Linked DNA regions of Homo sapiens: region 1 is linked to region 2. Evidence: chromatin loops called from intact Hi-C (ENCODE). Cell type or tissue: GM12878. All regions are shown on one strand.

Evidence for each region. Hi-C counts contacts between places; a loop is a spot of excess contacts. Peaks named below come from ENCODE experiments on the same cell type or tissue, not always from the same donor. Only the 100,000 strongest peaks of a DNase experiment are listed, where the experiment ranks them.
Region 1: a loop joins it to region 2, with 3 times the contacts of the local background. A loop is called at or near these places in 1 of 110 quality-filtered maps.

What each region holds. Positions count from the first base shown.
Region 1 is chr4:83,270,714-83,275,713 of GRCh38, reverse strand. It overlaps COQ2 (coenzyme Q2, polyprenyltransferase), which reads left to right. Exons shown (of 7, transcript NM_001358921.2): 3 at 2,097-2,218; 4 at 3,542-3,627. Among named protein-coding and RNA genes, the nearest start is that of COQ2, 12 kb to the left of the region's middle. In GM12878, no CTCF peak of the experiment used is centred here; a DNase peak (open chromatin) is centred at 2,653; H3K27ac peaks cover 2,604 bases.
Region 2 is chr4:83,172,755-83,177,754 of GRCh38, reverse strand. The region is part of intron 4 of LOC124900167 (a long non-coding RNA gene); the gene reads left to right. Among named protein-coding and RNA genes, the nearest start is that of PLAC8, 61 kb to the right of the region's middle. RefSeq lists an enhancer at 2,818-2,867. In GM12878, no CTCF peak of the experiment used is centred here; DNase peaks (open chromatin) are centred at 2,434 and 2,724; H3K4me3 peaks cover 1,629 bases; H3K27ac peaks cover 4,645 bases.

The DNA.
Region 1 (5,000 bases), 98 kb before region 2:
CTAGAGTTAAAACTAATTACATAGATTTTGACTTCTGCTTCCAGGAAGATGGAATAGATGTATTTTCCCTATTCTTTCCACTAAGTATGTCTAAAACACCTGGAGATTATACATAAAACAAACATAAGAGGACTGTGGAGAAAAGGTGGCAGACTGGCTAGGGACCTCAGGACCCAAAGAATTTCCTAGATTTTGTTTTTCTTCATATATCCCAGACTTGGAACTGAAGAAGCCAGAAATCTGGAAATGTCATTGGGCACAGATAGGAAAAAAATAAAAAATAATTAAAAAAAAAAAAGCCTACTTGGCAGGGGCCAGTGGAAACCAGGTTGGGAACGTGAGCTTGTAACCCCAGCTGGTAGCAATTAGGCAGCATCTCCCACCCCCTTCTTTTGCCAGAGCAGTGTCAAAAAAAGTCAACTGAAATAAAAGGTTTAAATAAGATTCATAGTCTCATGACATAATACTTAAATGTCCAGATTTCAGTTAAGAATCATTTGTCATACCAAAAACTAGGAAAATCTCAACTTGAGTGAAAAAAAGACAATCAGCAGATGAACAACACTGAGATAGCAGAGATGTTAGGATTTCTTAGAAAGATTTTTAAAGCAGCAATCATAAATATGCTTCAGTGAGCAATTACAAACATTCTTGAAACAAATGAAAAATACCACCTCTCAGCCAAGAAATAGAAAATATAAAGGAGAACCAAATGGAAATTTTAGAAGTGAAAGATATAATAATTGTAATAATAATTCAGTGGATGGGCCCAACAGCAGAATGGAGGGGACAGAGGAAGGAATCAGTGAACTGGAGATAGAATAATAGAAATGACACCATCTGGAAAACAGAAAATAGACTGAAAAATTGAAGACCTTTGAACTATAACAAATGATCTAATATTTGTTTCATGAGTCTTGGAAAAACAGGAGAAAGGGGTTGGGGCTGAAAAATGATTGAAGAAATATTGGCTGTAAAAGCCCCAAATTTAGCAAAAGACATAAACCTACATATTTAAGAAGGTGAGCAACCTCCAGACACGATAAACACACAGAATCCTCACCTTAATACATTATAGTCAAACTTCTGAAAACTAAAGAAAATTTTAAAATCTTGAAAGCTGTGAGAAATACGAAAAGCACAACCCATAATAGGAAAAATTGAATTTGCACATCAACAAATTTTTATCTGTTAAGGACCCCGTTAAGAAGATTAAAAGGGCTGGGCACCGTGGCTCACGCTTATAATCCTGCCACTTTGGGAAGCCAAGGCAGGTGGATCACTTGAGGTCAGGAGTTCGAAACCAGCTTGGCCAATATGGTAAAACCTTGTCTTTACTAAAAATACAAAAAATTAGCCAGGGGTGGTGGTGGATGCCTGTAATCCCAGCTACTTGGGAGGCTGAGACAGGAGAATCACTTGAACCCGGGAGGCAGAGGTTGCAGTGAGCTGAGATTGTGCCACTTCGTAAATATTTTAGGCTTTCTCTGTGGAAATTGAACATGTTATAGCTAAATAGCTGATAAGGAAGTTGCTTTGTTTTTTATTTATTTATTTATTTGACACAGGGTTGCTGTGTCACCCATGCTGGAGAGCTTGGTGCAATCATGACTCACTGCAGCTTCAACCTCCTAGGCTCAAGCAATCCTCCTACCTCAGCCTCCCCAATAGCTGGGGCTACAGGCACACATCACCATACCTGGCTAATTTTTTTTTTTTTTTTTTTTTTTTTTGTAGAGACAGCGCCTCCTTATGTTGCCTAGTCTGGTCTTGAACTCATGGCCTCAAACAGTCCTCCCACCTCAGCCTCCCAAAGTGCTGGGATTACAGGCTTGAGCCACTGCACCCAGCCAGGAAGTTCCTTTGTTTTGTTTGTTTAGAGATGGGGATGGGAGAAAAGAGAATGAGTGATGGGAATTTTTAGTTCTTTTCAAAGCTATTTTAAATGTGAAGTTTTGATTTCTGACAGTACTTAAAATGTTGATTTCTCTCTTCATTCATATTTGTGCCTACCATGGGCCAGTCTCTTCATTAAATGTTTAAATAAATGATTGAGTCATTACATGAAGCTAAGGTATCTGTTTTTATGTTTTAAGGTTACAAGAACAGCCAATCGTCCAATAGCCGCTGGAGACATTTCAACTTTTCAGTCCTTTGTTTTTCTTGGGGGACAGCTAACCCTGGCACTGGGTGTTCTTCTGTGTCTAAATTACTACAGGTATATTAAACGTTTTCCACATCATGTATAAAATCTCTCCTTTGAAATGGAGAAAATAGGAATAAAATGAAATATCTTTATCACAAAGTTGTTCATTTGCTACTTATTAAGCATCTGTAAGTTAGCAAGTGTAAGTAACTCACCACACATTTTTAAATCTGCTTCAAGAATGCTTTCAGCCAAAGGAGTTAAGAAATGAACATTTAATTTGTTTTGAACCACCTTCAGTATTTGTACTACATTCCCTAAGGGACACAAGGCAATTTCATAGGTTTTCTAAGTGCGTGCATGGATGTGTGTGTATACACCCACACATATATAATTTTATTTATGTTGACAGTATCTCTAAAGTAGACTTAAAGCAGAAGTGATTATATTCATTTTGCAAAAAGAGGAACTATGTCTTTCCCAGGGTGGTGTTACTAATCAATGACTGAAGAAAGAAGTGGGAGGACTCATTCCTGTATCTCTTAAACAAGACAAAACGAAACTTTTGTGTATCAGATTGCGGTTTACAAAGTGCTTCAATGCGAGAGAAGAAAGACAAAAAGTTACTTTATGGAGACTAGACTTAATTGCGTGCCTTGCCCTGATAGCATCAATTACATGACAATACCTTTGGAAGGTTATTTCTGGAAGGGGTAGTGTTAGATAAACTTTGAGGTCCTAAGAACGTCTTATTTTATCACATTTTCATAGGTGTTTCCTTTTTTCTAGAAAAGTAACACTGCATCATATATATAAGGAGGGATATCTTGACTCTAATTATTAGTTAGGACATCTTAGTTTATTAGATGCCTTAATGTTTGCAAACAGTTCAGAGAGGCAGTAACATTTGGTAGTTAACATTTGGTGGTTGATAGGTTGGACTCTGGAGCCAGACTGCCTTAGGTTTGAATCTAGGCTCTTCTATGACTAGCTATATGACAATTAGCAAACTACTTAATTTCTTTGTGCTTCAGTTTTCCCATCTGCAAAAAAGGAAGAGAATAAAACTTTATATTATAATACCTGCCTTTTGGAGTCATTGTGAAGATTATAATGAATTAACAAGTGTGATTCACTTAGAATAGTGCTTAATACATGATAGTACTGTATGTGTTAGCTATTATTTTGTTTGATTGTTTTATAACATTTAAAGTAGTTTTCTACTCATCCTTTATAATAGGGAAAGTCGAAGGCTAGGAAGATAACTTACATAAAATATAATTTAAGATAAAATATATTTTCCAATTAGTATTACTTATGTCATTGTCTTAAAGTATTTCGTGGTTTCTAAGAGGTAGTGGTAATAATCACTTTAATGGTTTTTCCTCTTTTCAGTATAGCTCTGGGAGCAGGATCCTTACTTCTTGTCATCACCTACCCACTAATGAAAAGAATTTCATACTGGCCTCAACTAGCCTTGGGTGAGCTTACAATAACTAAAAGTATTTCCTTTGATATTTGCAAACTACACTTTTATGGAGAGATAGGTAAATAGGTAAAGATGAAATGACAAATCAGTCATGTAATTTTCCTAACCAATAGTAGATTTTCGTACTTTAAAGGAGAGCAGTTAGCTATTTTTATTAGTTCAGAAATATTGCATATTTATTAGGGTTATCATCATCATCATTATTTTTTCCTCTCCTCTCTCCCCCACTGCTCCCCTCCCCTACACTCTCCTCTCCCCTCTTCTCTGAGACAGGGTCTTGATCTGTTGCTCAGGCTGGAGTGCAGTGGCACCATCTCAGCTTACTGCAGCCTTGACCTCCCAGGCTCAAGTGATCCTCCCACCTCAGCCTCTTGAGTAGCTAGGATTACAGGCATTGACAACCCTGCCTGGCTAATTTTTGTATTTCTTGTAGAGACAGGGTTTCGCCATGTTGCCCAGGCTGGTCTCAAACCCCTGAGCTCAAGCGATCTGCCTGCCTTGGCTTCCCAAAGTGCTGGGATTATAGATGTGTGCCATCACGCCTGGCCATTGCTTTCTGAAATGCTTTTTTAAAAATCTAGGTATGTCATGAAAAAATGTTTGATCTAGATGCCCTGAAGAATTTGGGGGATGGGGTAGGAAGCACTCTGTGGCAGGAAAACAAGGGTTAAAGTGTATGTGATAGCTTAGACAGCTCGTATTCTGTGAAGCCTCTCAGGAAGAAGTTAGACAGTCTCTTCTGGGCTACCATAGGATTCTAATCCGGCACTTACTTATTTCAGCAGCATTAATTCAACCAAGAATACGTTGAGAGCCTCCTATGGTCTCCAGTTAATAAATTGTGGCCCAGCATTTAGCATAGCACTTGGTGCGGTGTAGGTATTGAATACATACTTGTTGGTGAAAAGAAAGAAACATAGTTAGGTAAGCAGGTATCAGAATCTGCTGCAAAAATATCTATTCCCAGACTTTTCTATTCTATTCCTAGAATGATTCTAGTTCTTTGAATCATTTTTTTCAGTAAATGAAAGAACTAAAAGCAACTCAAGAAATTGATGTGAGCCTGATTTGTGGGAAAGTTGTGGTAGAATATTTATCTTTTTCTAAGATCCTCTCATTGAATGTTCTCTTTATTAAATTTGAAATTATATTCTCAATATAAGCATTTCCTATCTATAAGATAATATTAAGAAGCTGGTATATTTACTCCAAACATTTACTGAACCCCTACATTTACTTCGTGCTAGGAATTGCAGCAGGTACTGGGAAAATAAAAATGACTAAAACACCCTGACCATCTTTAAGGAGTTGGAGATGGAGATGACAGATAAACAGGTCATTGCAGTACAACGTGTCAGGCAGGAG
Region 2 (5,000 bases):
TTCTTAGACAGACTCTACCCTGTCACACAAACTCAAGAGTCATGGTGGGGGCATCTCAACTAATTAGGTAATTCTGAGCTACAGCATAATTGGATACCAGTTTTAAAAGAGATGAATGCTTGCTCTCCATGTAAAACAAACAGAAAGGAAAGCAGCCTTCTCCACATTGCAGGAGAAATGGTTTTATTGCCTCAATTGGGAATATCCTCATTAAAAACTGGTCCTACACACTAATTACTGTTTTAATGGATTAAATGGAAAGACATACATTGAAAATGTCACAAGTAGTTAAGCTTTGTATGGTGGAATTGCTAGAGGTTTTTTGTTTTGATATTTTGGTAATTCTCAGATTTTCTTCATTGAGCATATTATTCATTCATTCATTCATTCATTCATTCATTTTTAGAACCAAGCAACACCTCATTCTATGCCATAGAATGAGTGTTCCCCTTGGCTTAATTTTTTTAAATTATACGTGTTTGGGGAGAAAATTTAAGTGGTACATGAAGTTTGAAGTTGAGAGGAAATGTATTTTATTATTGTATAAAAGACTCAAGTTGGACTAATTCAATACTCAAAAATCATCATTTCCTTTAATGTGGTGATTCTCAACCCTGGCTGCACTTTGTAATTACCTGGGAAGCCTTAAAAATACCAATTCCAGATCACTCACTCAATCTCTACAACCAGATCAAATGGTTCAGAAGCAGAATAGGGCCAATTAGTATTTTTAGAAGATCAACTTATTATAATATCTAAGGTTCCATATTGCAATTCTTTTATCTTTACAGCATTGACTAGGAAGTTACATTACAGACAGTCCCTAACTTACAATAATTCCACTTACAATTTTCCAACTTCATGATGAATTTATCTGAACTAAATGCATTTTCAACTTAATAATTTTGTTTACTTATAATAAGTTTATCTGGACATCACCCCATATAAGTTGAGGGACTTTCTGTACTTAAAATTTGACTCTGTAGGTGTATTGTTACATTCTTTTATTACCATGGGAGAAGGTGGTAATACCTACTACAAAAGTTTTCCAGGCTCTATGGTACAGAACTTGGGGACTTTTATCAGCCATGTGGTCACTTGCTGAAGCAGCCCCAGAGGTGGTTTCTGAGGGAAACAAACTTTCCTGTAGGTAGATGACTTAAGCTCACTTCCATGCTACACTAGGGTGGTCTTCTATTCAGCTGTGTGTCCCCACTCCATTCCTTAATTTTTATAACAATGCAATACGTTATATACCTTTCCATCTGCATACCTCTTCTCATGGATAAGCAGCTTGAGCTGGGAATCTGAACTCAAGGTCTTGCCAGACTTTTAACTCAGTCTCACCACTGCCCAGTTCTTACTAAACCTCATAAATAGCTGGCAAAAATGCTATTTATGAAGAATTATCAAGGAACATGCCCCCTTGTACTCCTCTAAACAATCTTTAGGCCAAGTTCTGTGGCTCACACCTGTAATCCCAGCACTTTGGGAGGCCGAGGCAGGCGGATCATTTGAGGCCAGCTGTTGGAGAGCAGCCTGGCCAACATAGTGAAATCCATTCTCTACTAAAAATACAAAAATTAGCCAGGCATGGTGGCACACGCCTGTAATTCCAGCCACTCGGGAGGCTGAGGCACGAGAATTGCTTGAACCCAGGAGGTGGAGTTTGCAGTGAGCTGAGATGGCACCACTGCACTCCAGCCTGGATCACAGAGCAAGACTCTGTATCAAAAAAGTCTTTAAAAATCTGATTTTTAATCTTGAATTATCTCAGATTATCAGACAGATAAGTACTTGGATGGGATCATTTTAGCTTCTCATACGTTACTTTCAGTGCTCATACTGTAATCCCTCCATACTCTTTAAGCCTACATTAGGAAATGTCTGTTCTAGTTATTATAGAACTACTGTTAAAGGCTTAGATCACTCTTTTTCATGCATCACCTCCATTTTGACGAGAAATTTCTCTAGGTTTTAATTTGTTTGTCTTTTATGGACATGGCCAATCTCCTAAATATTTGTGTTCCCTCTTTGCTTTGCCTGATCAGAAGCTCAGGGTCTAATGTGCAGTGATGTCTAGCATTGTATAGGAACCTTAAAGCACGCACTAAAGCTGCTCTAGGCTTTATTTTTCCTGTGCCTGATTTCTTCATTTTGCATTTGGTATCTTATTGCATATGTGAGTTTGTAAATGGCTCAAATCTCCTTAAGATCAAGGGTATAAATCAGAGTTTCTCAGCCTTGCCACCATTGGGCCGAATAACTTCTTGTTGAAAGTTAGGGAAGGCAGGGCCTGTCCTGTGCATTGTAGGATGCTTAGCGGCTTCCCTGGCCTCTACCCACTAGATGCCAGTAGCAATTCTCTGCCATCTCCCTGAATTGTAGAAACTAAAACTGTTACTAGACATTGCCATATGTCTCAGGCAGGTGGTGGTTGGGTGGGGCAGGGCGGATGGGAGGTGCAAATCACCCATGGTTGAAAACCACTGGTATAAATAAATACAATTGTATTGAGCACCTACTATTTTCTAGGCTATGTGTAGGCCATTATCTTTGGGGGACACAAAGATGACTGAGGTCCAGTTACCTGTCCTCAAAAAAAACCTACAAATAAGTCAAAAGAAAAGGTGTACATGCTCAGAATACACGTATATAAATCTCATGTCTGCTATTAGTATAGATTCCTGTATATTTTTAATAACCGTGGGAAGGAGGAAGTGAAAATAGTATCATTGTCATTTAGAGAAAAAGCACAGAGGGAGCCAAGTATCAGTGCTGTAATGATATCCTAGTGTCCTGAGCGCCAGACCAGAGGGTTCTCCACCACATCTGGAAAGGGGTTTGCAAGTTCAGAGGAGGGAAAGGCAAATCCAACATGGAAGGTTAGAAATGGCTTCCTGGTGGATGGGCACTAGGGATGGGATGTTAACAGGTAAAGAGGAAGACAGGAGACGGTAACTGACAGCAGGAATAGATATAGAGGGGCTGCTTGCTGAGTAGTGATGGGATAACTTATGGAAGTAGAAATCAAAAGGACTGAAGAAATAGGGTAGGTCACATTGTGAAGAGCTTCAGAGGGCACGCATAGAGGGTCTGGGTGTGAAAGGGCAGTCTTCCTCTAGAACCATGTATGCCTGACACCAGTTTAATAAATTATAGGACAAAAGTAGAGAAGAAGCTTAATAAATTAGGTTACTGGAGAGGTTAATGATGGAAGACAATGGAGGCATCGATAGACCCAGTTTACCCTCTGCTTTTTATCTCTTCCCCTCACAAATGTTTTAGTGAGCCAAGTCCCTTTGACTTGCTTGATGAAAGGAGGATAACTAAACTTTGCCAGTGTCAGAAACTTTCCAAGTCTTGTGCTATGAAAAACACAAATACTCCTGAGAGGACTCCTAATTTAAGCATTATCAAGCATGAGCACCATTTTTAACATGAAGAAAAATGTTTTGGAGTACACTTTGTTTATATAAATTGTGTAGCTTAAATTAGGAAATGCCATATCTTCAACTACACATAATCATTTTTTAATTTCCTTATAACTGAGAGTTTTCATTCTTTTGGCTAAAATTTCAGAAATGACACCATTGGTAGATGAGGCAGAATCTTATCCTGATGCAGAGACTTATGAATTCTGGGAGACCCAGAGGTTCTGTGGGAGTAGGGGAGGGAATTGGCCCTAAATACACACTCAGTTGCAGGACTAAAGGGCTTACTGTGGGGTTTCTGGCTTCTGGAGAAGCTCAAGAACAAGGGAGGTCCTTGAAAGGAACAGATCTGAAGGGATCTGGGAGGCTGCAGGAGATGTAGGAGTCCAGAAGCCAACTACTGGTATGAAACTAACCTTTCTCCACTTTCAATGTATAAAGAGGAAGGGATCCTTTCCCTGGCTATGGCCTAACACAGGTGACAAAAAGTAGGGCCTTTTCCACTGACTTTATTTTACTTTCTTGTTCCAGAAATTAGGTTAATCTCTAATGAGGGGCTGGTGGGTTGATGCGACCCATGGAATTATTTGGTAGGTGGCTGAATGCCAGAAGGAGGCATACAGAGGGCAAAGGAGGGGCTGGAAATAGGGGGAATTAAGAGCCCTGGAACGCCAAGGAGAGACTTACTCAGCTGTTTTACCTGATCCCATCTGGATAGCTCAGATTGGCTCAGAAAAACAGAGCCCAGCGCAAGACCCCAGGGAGTCAATAAATAGTAACTGCTGAGAATAAAACTTCCAGTTAGGAGCAAGCCCCCCAAAATCTGGCCATAAGCTGGCCCCAAAACTAGCCATATACAAAATCTCTGCAGCACTGTAACATGTTCATAATGGCCCTAACACCCAAGCTGGAAGGTTGTATGTTTACGGGATGAGGGCAAGGAACACCCGGCCCGCCCAGGGTGGAAAACTGCTTAAAGACATTCTTAAGCCACAAACAATAGCGTGAGCAATCTGTGTCTTAAGGACATGCTCCTGCTGCAGTTAACTAGCCCAACCTATTCCTTTGATTTGGCCCATCCCTTCGTTTCCCATAGGGGATACTTTTAGTTAATTTAACATCTATAGAAACAATGCTAATGACTGGCTTGCTGTTAATAAATATGTGGGTAAATCTCTGTTCAGGGCTCTCAGCTCTGAAGGCTGTGAGACCCCTGATTTCCCACTTCACACCTCTATATTTCTGTGTGTGTGTCTTTAATTCCTCTAGCACCATTGGGTTAGGGTCTCCCCAACTGAGCTGGTCTCGGCACCTTCCAAAAGACAGGGGACTTGGTAGAATGGAAGAGCACAGACGTTGACTATAGCTCACCTGACCTTGAGCCTGACATAGCTGCTTAAGTTTTCCAAGTATTGAACTTCAAAATAGAAGAGCCAAGCATGGTGGCTCACTCCTGTAATCCCAGCACTTTGAGAGGCCAAGGCAGGCGGATCACCTGAGTTTGGGAGTTCAAGACCAGTCTGGCCAACATGGTGAAACCCTGTCTCTACTAAAAATACAAAAAAT